2 separate regions of the Homo sapiens genome follow, and region 1 is linked to region 2. The links are chromatin contacts, found by Hi-C or POLR2A ChIA-PET in ENCODE. All regions are on one chromosome and are shown on one strand. Each heading gives the region's core, a stretch centred on a gene start or an enhancer-like site at or near the end of the contact. The rest is flanking DNA. Distances are from core to core; before and after follow the strand shown. Region 1 overlaps GRK4 (G protein-coupled receptor kinase 4). Region 2 overlaps FAM193A (family with sequence similarity 193 member A).

Region 1 (5,968 bases), core at 1,528-4,027, 320 kb after region 2:
GCTGGAGCCCCCTTTCTGTCCTGATGTAAGTGCATTGCCAGGACGAGCAGGGCCCTAGGAACAGTGATCCGCACAGCACGGTTTTTCTCTTTCTTTTTTCAAAAATAGAGATGGGGGGTCTCACTGTGTTGCCCAGGCTGGTCTTGCACTCCTGGCCTCAAGTGGTCCTCCACCTTGGCCTCCCACAGTGCTGGGATTATAGGCGTGAGCCACTGTGCCCGGCTGCAACACAGTTTTTTGTTTTTTTTTGTTTTTTATTACAACAGATACAGAATCAGCAGGTACAGTTAGCATGTGGCTTTTGCTCATGGTGCCTGTCCTACCTGGTTCTTCTTCCCTCCCCCGTCACCCCAGTGTGCTTTGGCCACTCACTGGGCCCCTCACAGACCTCAGCGGTGCTCTAGCTCCCTGCCTCGTGTCACTGTCAGCCTCACTGCTGGGGGAGCCCCCCAGGTAGCTGAGACCACAGCCACACACCACCCAGCTCATTTTCACTTCTTTTCTAGAGACGGGGGTCTCCCTATGTTGCCCAGGCTACTTTTGAACTCCTGGCCCCAAGTGATCCTCCTGCCTTGACCTCCCAGAATGCTGGGATTACAGGCATGAGCCACTACGCCTGGCCACCCGTGTCCCCTTTCTGGTCTCAGGGCTGGCTTTCTCTCTCATTCTTGTGTTTCCCACAGCCGTGAGGCCCTGCTTCCTTTGTCTGGAACGCGTGTCCCCACTCTGCTTCTCATGAGGTCCTGGGACTGTGGCCTGGCCCCGTACTGAGGACCCTGAAGTGGTCACTGTGCCTCCTTGTGAGTGTGCTGTTGGGACACCTTCCTCTGGACTGTCCCCGAGGGGCGGGGCCTGCCGGTCCACTTCCGCCTCCCCACCTTGAGGGTATGAATGAGTGAAGAGCAGCTACTCTAACAGCTGTGCTGACCGTGGCCTTTGGAGCCACTGCTTTGCTGAAACACTCACTGTAGTGCACAAGTCCTGGGTGAAAAGTTTCTCAGGACTGCGGGTGCCTCCGGCATGAGCAGATGAGGGTCCCACAGCTGCCGACTTCCGTGCTTTTTGTTCCTTTGCCCTGAAAGTGCAAGGAACTGTACTGGCGGCAGGTGGAGACCCGGACCTTGGCACTCCCTCCTGCCTGCCTGACCCTCTGCCTCTGAGGACAGCAGTGCCGGGATAGGAGCTGCAGACCTGGGTTCCTGTCCCAGAGGAGGGACCTGCTGATTCAGGGAGCTGAGCGGAGGGATGAGGTCCCTTGCAGCCTTGGAGACCACTCAGTGGACCTGCAGGAGGATGGGAAGTGGGAGCTGCTGCTGTTCCTCAGGTTTTCTCCGGGTGCTTTGCCAGGAGTGCACCAAGAATTGGAGGCAGGGGCGAGAATTGTCACTAAGGGATCCCACCGCTGGTGGCCTCTGTCCCTGTTCACACTTCTCCGGTTCTGTGCTGCATCTTCCAATACGTGCAGTCCACCCTGCCCTGCATCCCTGACCTCTGTTTGCAATCCATTTTGCACTACGGAAAGGAGAAGGGCATGGCCTCAGGAGGGGTGTGTGTGTGTGTGTGTGTGTGTGTATGTGTGTGTGTATGTGTGTGTGTGTGTGTGTGAGAAAGAGGGAGAGAGCCAGGGCATGCAAGGGACCTGGCACAGACAGTACCACAAAATTGGTGACACTAAAAGCTGGCGAACCACCTCTTCAGAGGACACATTCTGTGATTTAGAAAATGCCTCAAGTGAGAGGGGCCTGGCAAAAGAATGGAGACAGGGAGAGTGGCGGTGTTTATGCGTCAGTTTGCTGGGCGTTTCATTCTTGGGAACTGAGGGAGCTGAGAATTGCTGTAGTCATCTCAGAGGCTGCCCCTGTTCTTGCTACACAGCCTCATGCCGTTTACTGTAAGGACGTCCTGGATATCGAGCAGTTCTCGGTGGTGAAAGGGATCTACCTGGACACCGCAGATGAAGACTTCTATGCTCGGTTTGCTACCGGGTGTGTCTCCATCCCCTGGCAGAATGAGGTACTGCCCTTCCAGCACAGCCGCTTTACGTTAGTTCCAACAGTGACCCAGGGAAAAGGGTGTGTGTGTGTCCGTGTGTGTGTGTGTGTCTGTGTGTATTTGGGAGATAAAATTATATAAGACGGCTGGGCGCAGTGGCTCACGCCTGTAATCCCAGCACTTTGGGAGGCTGAGGCAGGCAGATCATGAGGTCAGGAGTTCGAGACCAGCCTGGCCAACATAGTGAAACCCTGTCTCTACTAAAAGTACAAAAATTAGCCAGGCATGGTGGCAGGCACCTGTAGTCCCAGCTAGTAGGGATGCTGAGGCAGGAGAATCGCTTGAACCTGGGAGGCAGAAGTTGCAGTGAGCTGAGATTGCGCCACTGTACTCCACCTTGGGCGACAGAACGAGACTTCGTCTCACCCAAAAAAAAAAAAAAAAAGATTGTATAAGACTTTTGACCACAGGACTAGACCATGGGCAAGCCAAGGACCATATCAGCAGCTGTCCAGAAGCACAGCGGCTGTCCCTGGTCCCAATGACAGGAAGTGGACAGGAGGTAGCTATTTTGGGTCTGATGGGAGCTTGCCTGCCACCCCGAGCCCCACTCCCTAAGCAGGGCTGGCTGGCAGCCAGGGTTCCCATGGTAGTTCCCTGCTTTGGGAGTACACTCAGAGACAAGGGGAGAGGAGACCACATTACTTATTCCAAGAAGAGGTCAGGAAGCAGGGAAGGAGGAACCCAGAAAAGGGGCCCCACAGTGGGTGCAGGAGCTCTGAGGTGCCCCGCACGGGGCTGGGCAGGAGCTGCTGGCACTGGGAGACACCCACTGACCTGGCAGTTTCTCTGCGGCTTCTCTGTCCTGTTATTCTGTGCATGCAGATGATCGAATCTGGGTGTTTCAAAGACATCAACAAAAGTGAAAGTGAGGAAGCTTTGCCATTAGATCTAGACAAGAACATACATACCCCGGTTTCCAGACCAAACAGAGGCTTCTTCTATAGACTCTTCAGAAGAGGGGTAAAAAGACTTAAAAACTAATATATGTGTGTGTATGTGAAAAAAAAAAAAACATACTGACTGCCAAGGTGAAAACCTGGTACTTTTTCTGTTTGCGATGGCTCCTACAGGCAGTTTTATACAGTCTGAGAGCCACATGGTGCTAGGTGGAGGCCAGCCAGAACAATGAGAACACCCTCGCAGTGAGGTTTGTTGCTGGGATGAAGACTGTTCTGATCCAAAACAGGACTACCTTCCAGCATTTACAAACAGGTTCCCGTGTCGCTGACAAAATAGTTTACACTGGGCTCAGAAATCGGCATCCTGTGGAACCTTCGTCAGATGGCACTCACAGTGCATCTCTCCCTGCTCTGGCTCTTAGACTCACCTCCTTCGCCCGCTGCACGGGGAAAGTGGATTCCTTTTTGAAAAGGGAATCCTGGCTGGGTGCGGTGGCTCACGCCTGTAATCCCAGCACTTTGGGAGGCCGAGGCAGGTGGATCACCTGAGGTCAGGAGTTTGAGACCAGCCTGGCCAACATGGCAAAACCCCAATTCTACTAAAAATACAAAACTTAGCCGGGTGTGGTGGCACATGCCTGTAGTCCCAGCTACTTGGGAGGCTGAGGCAGGAGAATCGCGTGAACCCAGGAGGTGGAGGGTGCAGTGAGCCGAGATCGTGCCACTGTACTCCAGCCTGGGCAACAGCGCAAGACTCCATCTCAAAAAGAAAGAAAGAAAAATGGAATCCTTTGGAAAGACTTTCTGTAATAGCATTAAATGTAGACAAGCCTTTTTTCCATGCAAAGTGTCTCTCCTTGGATTCGTGGGCCATCCTACTTTGCACCCTGTGTGTTCCCAGGGGGTTGATTCAGAGCTTGGCCACTAACATTCTAATCCATCTTTCTTTCAGTATGAAAAATAGGCTAGGCGTGGTGGCTCACGCCTGTAATCCCAGCACTTTGGGAGGCTGAGGAGGGTGGATCACCTGAGGTCAGGAGTTCAAGACCAGCTTAGCCAACATGGTGAAACCCCATCTCTACTAAAAATATAAAAATTAGCCGGTCATGGTGGCATGTGCCTGTAATCCCAGCTACCTGGGAGTCTGAGGCAGGAGAATCGCTTGAACCTGGGAGGCGGAGGTTACAGGGAGCCGAGACTGCACCATTGCGCTCCAGCCTGGGTGACAAGAGTGAAACTCTGTCTTAAAAAAAAAAAAAAAAAAAGGAAAAAAAAATAAGCTTTAGGTGGGAAATATCTCAAAGTGGCATTTCCCATGGCTGTCTTTCCTCTGAGAACTAAGGGTTAGGTGTGAACTAACAAAATGGCTCTCCCTGACCCTCAGTGTGTAGCCAGCCCTGCATGGAAATAAATGCTCCTCCCTGGGCCCCGGTCCCAGTGTCCACACTTGGAGATGGAACCCAGGTTCCCACGTTTTGGGGAAAACCTGCCGTTGAGAGAATCTGATTGCACAGAGTGAAGCCCATTCTCCCCACACTGCTTCTTAGGCAGCCAGAGACCCTGTGACATTCATGCCTCAGCCATGGTACATGCAGAACTTACCTGCTGCATTTCCTATGTATGTGAGCTAAGCATCTACCACATCATGAAGTAAATAAGGAGAAAATTTTTCAGGTTTTTGCCTGCCTTAAAATTAGCAGCCCCCTGGCCGGGCACGCTGGCTCACACCTGTAATCTCAGCACTTTGGGAGGCTGAGGTGGGAGGATCACTTGAGATCAGGAGTTCGAGAGCAACCTGGCCAACATGGTGAAACCCCGTCTCTGCTAAAAATACAAAACTTAGCAGGGTGTGGTGGCGTGTGGCTGTGGTCCTAGCTACTCAGGAGGCTGAGGAAGGAGAATTGCTTGAACCTGGAAGGTGGAGGTTGTAGTGATCTGAGATCCTGCCATTGCACTCCAGCCTGGGCGACAGAGTGAGACTATGTCTCAAAAAATAAATAAATAAATAAAAAATAAAAAAGCACCCCCCACCCAAAAGTTTGTAAATGGTTGTCTGCACTTAAGGAAAGTGAAACCTTCGCATCAGCCGTGTGCCTGAGGCCGCCGCTGTGTGTTGTAGGGCTGCCTGACCATGGTCCCCAGTGAGAAGGAAGTGGAACCCAAGCAATGCTGAGCACCCCGGTGCGGACCACAGAGCAGACCCTGGCGCCAGGAAGGAGCATGTGTTAGCGTCTCGTCCCACCTGGAATTGTAATAAATACATCTAAATAAAACATGCCTTGGGAGTGTACAGACCTTTCTGCACTAATACCTGAGTTGTCTTTTCACTAAAGCTGGATTGAAGAAAAAGCCCCAAGAGTACCCCTGAGGCCCCAGACACGCCCAAGTGTGGGCGCCTTCCGTGCTGGGGTGCCCAGGTGTGGGCGCCTTGCGTGCTGGGGTGCCCAGGTGTGGGCGCCTTGCATGCTAGGGTGGGAGCTTTCCCTGCACCCAGGGAGAGGCCAGCGGGGGCTTGGGAATGGATGACCCAGCACTGCAGTGCCTCGCGCCACCCCCAGACTTGGTCTCACCACTCGGCCAGAGATGTGGTGGTCCAGGAAGAGAGGGGGCGGCCGGGCCTCCCTTTCCCCAGGGCCCGGGTGTCAGACAGTCCGAGCCCGTTGGCATTCCTGCATCTCCCGATGGCTGTCCCGTTGCCTTGTGCCCCTCACCGAGATTCCTTCGGTTTGTGTGTTTGTGGCCAGTTTTCATTTTCTCTGAGCATATCTATCTGCCCTTGAAAGGGGCGGCTCCCCATGACCCTGCAGTCAGGGCCTGGCGGCCAGGGCTCCAGCAGGTGCGCCCGGCATGCGGTGACAGCCTGCACCGTGGGAGTCCACGTCAGGGCCCCCGAGAGGCCGGTACTGTGTCAGGGATGAGGAGCCCGCCCTCCTGGGCTTTAGTGGCGCTTAGGAGCCTGGGAGCTTCCCGTGGAGGTTAAGGGCGCTGAAACTGCACAAGCTGAGAGCTCACAG
Region 2 (6,719 bases), core at 306-2,805:
TTGTGTGAAGCAAACCTGAGGCTTGCTTTGTGAGCCAAATTGAAAATCTTCTTTTCAGTCAGTTAAGCCCATTCACACTTAGTGATATAACTATGTGGTTGGTCTCAACCCTGTCATTATTTTATAATTTCTGTATTTTCTATTTACTGTTTTGTTTTTTGGGTTTTTTTAAAATGTGTTGTGGGGTTTTTTGCTTTTTTATTTAAAAAAAAAATTGTGGGGCTGGGCGTGGTGGCTCATGCCTGTAATCCCAGCACTTTGGGAGGCTGAGGCAGGCAGATCACCTGAGGTCAAGAGTTCAAGACCAGCCTGGCCAAGATGGTGAAACCCCATCTCTACTAAAAAATACAAAAATTAGCCCAGGTGTGGTGGTGCATACCTGTAGTCCTAGCTACTTGGGAGGCTGAGGCAGGAGAATTGCTTGAACCTGGGAGGTGGAGGTTGCAGCGAGCTGAGATTGTGCCACTGCACTCCAGCCTGGGCGACAGAGCTAGACTCTGCTTCAAAAAAAAAAAAAAAAAATTGTCCAGGTGCTGTGGCTCACGCCTGTAATCTCAGCACTTTGGGAGGCCGAGGGGGGCAGATCATGAGGTCAAGAGATCAAGACCATCCTGGCCAACATGGTGAAAACCCTGTCTCTACTAAAAATACAAAAGTTAGCCAGGCGTGGTGGCGCGCACCTGTAGTCCCAGCTACTCGGGAGGCTGAGGCAGGAGAATTGCTTGAACCCAGGAGGTGGAGGTTGCAGTGAGCTGAGATCGTGCCACTGCACTCCAGCCTGGCAATAGAGCGAGACTCCTTATCAGAAAACAAAAAAAAATTGGGGTATTAGGAAAATGGGTGCTTTTTTCCTAGTGCATTCCTATAGACTTGCATACCCCACTCATGCTCCTTGGGCCTGGGTTCCCTGTGTACCCCCTCGTGGCCTGCTGTGTTGGCATTAGGGGGTCCTCTGACACCCACTCATTGCCTCCACAGCAGGCAGTGAGTGAATTCCATTCTTTGTGTTTTCTCTTTCCTGTCTCCCTGTCTCTCCTCTTCCCATTTTTTGTTGGTGGTGTTTCTGCTCTGTCAGAACACACGGTATTCTTAGGTACACAATTTACTACAACAGGGCTCCCGCTTGCCTCTGCTGAGTGTTCCCAGGTGTCTTCAGGTTGGTGAAGCTCATCCTCAGGCAGTGGCCTTGAGTAGGGCCACAGAATTCTCTGAGTTCTGGAGAAGTAAACTTTGACCTGTTGTGTTGTCAATGAACAGATAGTTTGGTTGGATATAAAATCCTTGGATCAACTGATTTCTCCTGTTTAATATAGTGTGGTTGTTGTAAAAAAATTTTTTCCTGATACCAAATTGGTTAAAGTTGTGTTTCCTGTTTTTCTTACACCAAGATTTTATAGACTGATTATTCTAGTTCTAGTCAGGAAAAGAGAGTATTAGAAATCTATTATGACAGCACTTCCAGCAGACATGCCAGCTCTTTTTCCTCCTCAAGTTGGAGCTCTTTTCTTCTAGAACTTCTTGTGGGCGGCTGCTGACATCATGCTTTCTTAGATCTTCACTTTTTGTACATCTGTAAATGCTCCGGCCCTCTCTCACCCTTGCTTGTGCATCAGTTTCCTGCATCAGCAGACGGTGTTCTGTGCTTCCTTTCTGCTGCTTGAGTTTTTAAAAATCGAGACTCAGAATGCTTTCCCATGCCCTGAAGCACCTCTCTGTACAAACATGTGGAGCCTGCTGTGGCTGGGGGCTGTCCTCACTCTCCAGTCACATCCGCTATTCTGTGCCAGGATTGAGCTATTGGCTGCGTTTCCTTTAACCTAATCTTTCCCTTCCTCCTGAGTGTAGATTACCAAAGGTTGACTTTCCCAGGCCTTTCCCTGAACACACCCAGCCTTCATTCCTAGACCACCCAGTCCCAGTGGCACCAGTGATTGTGGCCTCCACCCCGCTGTGTGCCCTCAGGGATACAGTTGGGATCCGAGATAGCCAAGGCTGTCATAGAGCAGGTCCCTAGAGAGAGACTCCTAAGTGACATGTCTGTGAACAAACACACTTGAAAGCACTTGCCTGGTGCTGTGTGAGTTGTCAAAAATATTAGCTGCTATTATGCGAGTAAAACGTGCCTCATGCTACCATGGAAATTCCCCAGTGGTAGAAAGAAATGGAGTGTTTATTAAAGGTTCTGAAAAATTGTCCCGTGTTGAGGGCTGCAGGGAAATGGAGACTCACCTTTAACAAAGAAATGTCAGTGGCTCCTGTCCTCTTTGTTCACATCGATGAGGCTGAATGCTGTGTGCACTGCACCCCCCCAACCCCGCCCCAGCCCAGATGTGTGCTGCTGGACCCTCTTTGATACTTAAGGCTCACATAAGCCTCCGGGAATGTATTCACGATTGAATTAGATAAGTGACCAGAACAGAACAGAGAAGTAGAAATTCTCAAACTTGCCTGAGAGTCTAGGAAATTGAGTAATTCTCAATCAATGATTTCCCTGCTATCCTGCCTGTTTTCAAAGATGGTTGTGTAATTGCAGCATGAAATGTAGCCTTGGTTTTTGTTTGGAACAACTTGAAAGTGTTTGGCCAGGCACAGTGGCTCACGCTTGTAATCCCAGCACTTTGGGAGGCCGAGGTGGGTGGATCATTTGAACCCAGGAATTCAAGACCAGCCTGGGCAACATGGTGAAACCCTGTCTCTACCAAAAATATAAAAATTACACAGGCATGGTGGTGTGCACGTTTGATCCCAGCTACTCAGGAGGCTGAGGCAGGAGGATTACTTGAGCCTGGAAGATGGAGGTTCCAGTGAGCCGAGATCATGCCTGGGTGACAGAATGAGACTTCATATAAAAAAAAGAAAAAAGTTTTTGATGAAATCTCTGGATGTCATATGGGTGAGATGAATGCCTGGGAGAACCACCTTCCTGTAGGGTTGATGTCTGGGTCCTCTTCCTGTCAAGGGCACATTCGAGGGACAGCCCTTTCCTTAACATGGGCCTGTCCCCTGGGCAGCTTCTGCTGGCAGCTGTGCTCTGCCTGACTCCAACGGAGACTTAGGGCAGTCCCTGGGCTTGCGTGCGAATTAGATTTCTGGGAATCTTCTTGCTAAAGGGCTCTCTGATGGGCTGCCTGTCATATAATGACCAGTCACATGGGGAGTCTAGGTTCTGGCAAACATGTCTTCTAACGGGACCTGAAGCCACAGTTGCTTTGCTTAGTGGACATGTGAGTTCTGCAGTTTCCAGGTCAGACCTGGGTGTTCATAAGCACACCAAAGAGATCTGTCCTCTAAAATCTCATTTTAGAAAAAATGTTTACAATTTTTGAAGTTGTTTAAATTGAGCGAAGACAAATGATTTCTTCCGTTCTGATAAGATAGCCTGCTGCTGTAATTTGACTTGCTGCTTCTCTTTTGTTTTACAGATGATGTCTTTCTACCTAAAGATATTGACCTAGACAGTGTGGATATGGATGAGACAGAGAGGGAAGTGGAATATTTCAAAAGGTAAATGTGGAGGCTGTGTCTGAAACCGTGGTGACTGTGTGCTTGCCATACATGTTTGGTTTTCTGTCTTTCCATGGCACTTCTAGTTGTCTTGGACGAAGTTACATCAAGCAAGCCAGACAACATGGCTTCTGAAGAGCCTTGTAGTAGGACAGGCCAGCCACACACACCCCTCCCATACTCCCAACACTCACACAATCACTTCTGCTCCCCCTCACATGCTAGAAAAATAGTTGATGGCAGTGGCTTCCCCCCCACCCTTCCCCGCCAACTGGCTGTTGCGCTTCTGAGGCGGTGGCTCTCCAGGTGTCCTGGGCCAGCAGCGTCTCCTGGGGATACAGGCCCCTACTTAGACCTGTCGGATCAGATTCTGGGAAGGGGCCGGCATCTACGTTCTTGACAGCCTTCCGGGTGACCCTCACATATGCTGATGGTTGAACACACTGGAGTGGTATGCTTTTGAGAAGAAAAGTAACATTTTACATACTTGCTGTTTTCCTGATGGGCAAGTTTTATCAGTGCTTGTTCTATAATGTTTTAACTACTATGTGAATTATTAATGGCAACAAAATTTTATTTATTTTATTTTTAAGAGGGAATCTCACTCTATCACCCAGGCTGGAGTGCAGTGGCACGATCTCAGCTCACTGCAACCTCTGCCTCCCGGGTTCAAGCAATTCTCCTGCCTCAGCCTCCAGACTAGCTGGGATTACAGGCGCCCACAACCACACCAAGCTGATTTTTGTATTTCAGTAGAGACAGGGTTTCACCGTGGTTACCAGACTGGTCTCAAACTCCTGACCTCAGGTGATACACCTGCCTTAGCCTCCCAAAGTGCTGTGATTACAGGCGTGAGCCACCGCGCCCAGCCTATTTATTTCATTTTTTTTATTTTTTGAGACAGAGTCTCTGTCACCCAGGCTAGAGTGCAATGTTGTGATCTGGGCTCACTGCAATCCCCACCTCCTACGTTCAAGCGATTCTCCTGCCTCAGCCTCCTGACTAACTAGGATTACAGGGGCCTGCCACCACGCCTGGCTAATTTTTGTATTTTTGGTGGAAACAGGGTTTTGCTATGTTGGCCAGGCAGGTCTCAAACTCTTGACTTTAAGTGATGCACTCACCTCAGCCTCCCAAAGTGCTGAGATTACAGGTGTGATTAAGCGTGCATTTGTATTATAATAAAAACAACAAAACTGGACTAGAGGCTGCGCCTGGTGGCTCACACCTGTAATCCCAACACTTTGGGAGGCCAAGACAGGCAGATCACTTGATCAGGTCAGGAGTTCGAGACGAGCCTGGCCAACATGGTGAAACCCCGTCTCTACTAAAAATACAAAAATTACCTGGACGTGGTGACAAGAGCCTGTAATCCCAGCTACTCAGGAGGCTGAGGCAGGAGAATTGCTTGAACCTGGGAGGCACAGGTTGCAGTGAGCCGACATAGCACCATTGCACTCCAGCCTGGGAAACAGAGAGAGACTTTGTCTCAGGAAAAAAAAAAAAAAAAAGCCAGGCATGCACTTGTAGTCCAAGCTACTCAGGAGGCTGAGGCCAGAGGATCACTTGAACCTAGGAGTTTGAGGTTGCAGTGAACTATGATCACGGCACTTGCACTCTAGCCTGGGCAACAGAGCAAGACCCTGTCTGAAAAAAAAAAAAAAAAAATTCCCCGAGTAGCTGGGATTACAGGCGCCTGCCACCACGCCCAGCTAATTTTTTTATTTTTAGTAGAGACGAGGTTTCACCATGTTGGCCAGGCTAATCTTGAACTCCTGACCTCAGGTGATCCACCCCCCCTTGGCCTCCCAAAGTCCTGGGATTACAGGTGTGAACCACCACGCCCAGACTGTCAAAATTTTTAAATACACAGAACTAAAAAGATAATTAAAACATTGCATATGAAAACCTGCGGGATATCGAAAAACGTTAACTTTTTAGAGCTGTTTATGTAAGGCTATAATTGCCTAAATTAGTTTTTAAAAATCCTGAAACATAATGAGTTAAAGATTTCACTTGAGAAATTAGGAAAAGAACAATAGAATAAACCAAAGAATATATAAAGAAGGAGATAAGAGAGATAATGAAATAGAAAACAAAGATTTGGTAGAGAAGATCAACAAAGCTAAAATATGATTGATTGAAAACACCAAATAAATCTTTAGGAGACAGATTAAGAATAATAGAGAAAAAAAGACACAAAAAATAGCATAATTAGATGGAAGAAGAATTAAGATGTTGATAACTATCAAAGTCAGGTGATGGCTATGTTCATTATGCTATACTATCTGTTTTTGTGTGTGTTTGAAAATGTCAGTAATTAAAAAAAAAAAAAGTTTTGTCCGGGTGCTGTGGTTCATGCCTGTAGTCCCAGCACTTCGGGAAGCCAAGACAGGCGGATCACTTGAGGTCAGTTCAAGACCAGCCTGGGCAACATGGTGAAATCCTGTCTCTACAAAAAATACAAAAAAAGTAAGCCAGATATGGTGGCATGCGCCTGTAGTCCCAGCTACTCAGGAGGCTGAGGTGGGAGGATGGGTTGAGCCTGAGAGGTGGAGGTTGCAGTGAGCCAAGATTGTGCATCTACCCTCCAACCTGGGTGACGAGAGCCCTGTCTCAAAAATAAATTTTTTTTTTTAAGTGTGTAAATATATAAGTGAAAAGGAGGAAATAACTACAGATACTGGAGAGATTAAAATAAGAGAACACTGGGAACAACTTCATTACAATTGACTTTAAAACTATGAAATGCAAAATCAACCTGAGGTAAAAATAGCCTGAATGGTCCAGTAACTACTAAAGAAATGAAAACAATAGCTGTAAGTCTCAGTGAGAAAACTACATTTTAACAGTTTTACCGAGAATTCTACCAAACTTTCAGACTTTGAAAGAATGGATTATCCAGTCTTGAGCAAACTCTACCAGTGAATTTAAATGAGTGAGACATCACACACACAAGTGAATACTCCCTACTTTGTTTTATGAGACAAGTAAAATTCTGATACCAAAATCTGCCCAAAACAATACCAGAAAAAATGAAAAATCACAGGTTTATCTCACTCATATTAGATTCAAAAATCCTAAAGAAAATATTCTCCAGGAGGCTGAGGCAGGAGAATTGCTTGAACCCAGGAGGCAGAGGTTGCGGTGAGTTGAGATCACGCCATTGAACTCCAATCTGGGCAACTAGAGCAAGACTCCGTCTCAAAAATATT

Evidence for each region. Hi-C counts contacts between places; a loop is a spot of excess contacts on that map. ChIA-PET counts read pairs that join two places held with the same protein, here RNA polymerase II (POLR2A). Pooled maps may share reads with other maps.
Region 1: a loop to region 2 is called in a pooled map, with 6 times the contacts of the local background. The contact joins two enhancer-like sites. A Hi-C loop is called at or near these places in 6 of 50 pooled maps. POLR2A ChIA-PET finds 5 or more read pairs at or near these places in 3 of 52 experiments (AG04450, GM12878 and OCI-LY7).

What each region holds. Positions count from the first base shown.
Region 1 is chr4:3,035,499-3,041,466 of GRCh38, forward strand. GRK4 (G protein-coupled receptor kinase 4) reads left to right here. Exons shown (of 16, transcript NM_182982.3): 13 at 1-25; 14 at 1,876-2,013; 15 at 2,878-3,015; 16 at 5,074-5,262. The coding sequence ends at 5,127. Among named protein-coding and RNA genes, the nearest start is that of HTT, 36 kb to the right of the region's middle. RefSeq lists enhancers at 2,170-2,219, 2,800-2,889, 2,900-2,949, 4,918-5,367 and a silencer at 5,468-5,517. Within about 2 kb of position 2,778, at least 4 of the 41 ENCODE cell types and tissues checked have a DNase peak (open chromatin) inside an H3K27ac peak, as active enhancers do.
Region 2 is chr4:2,712,601-2,719,319 of GRCh38, forward strand. FAM193A (family with sequence similarity 193 member A) reads left to right here. Exons shown (of 21, transcript NM_001366318.2): 20 at 3,423-3,504. Among named protein-coding and RNA genes, the nearest start is that of TNIP2, 40 kb to the right of the region's middle. Within about 2 kb of position 1,556, at least 16 of the 41 ENCODE cell types and tissues checked have a DNase peak (open chromatin) inside an H3K27ac peak, as active enhancers do.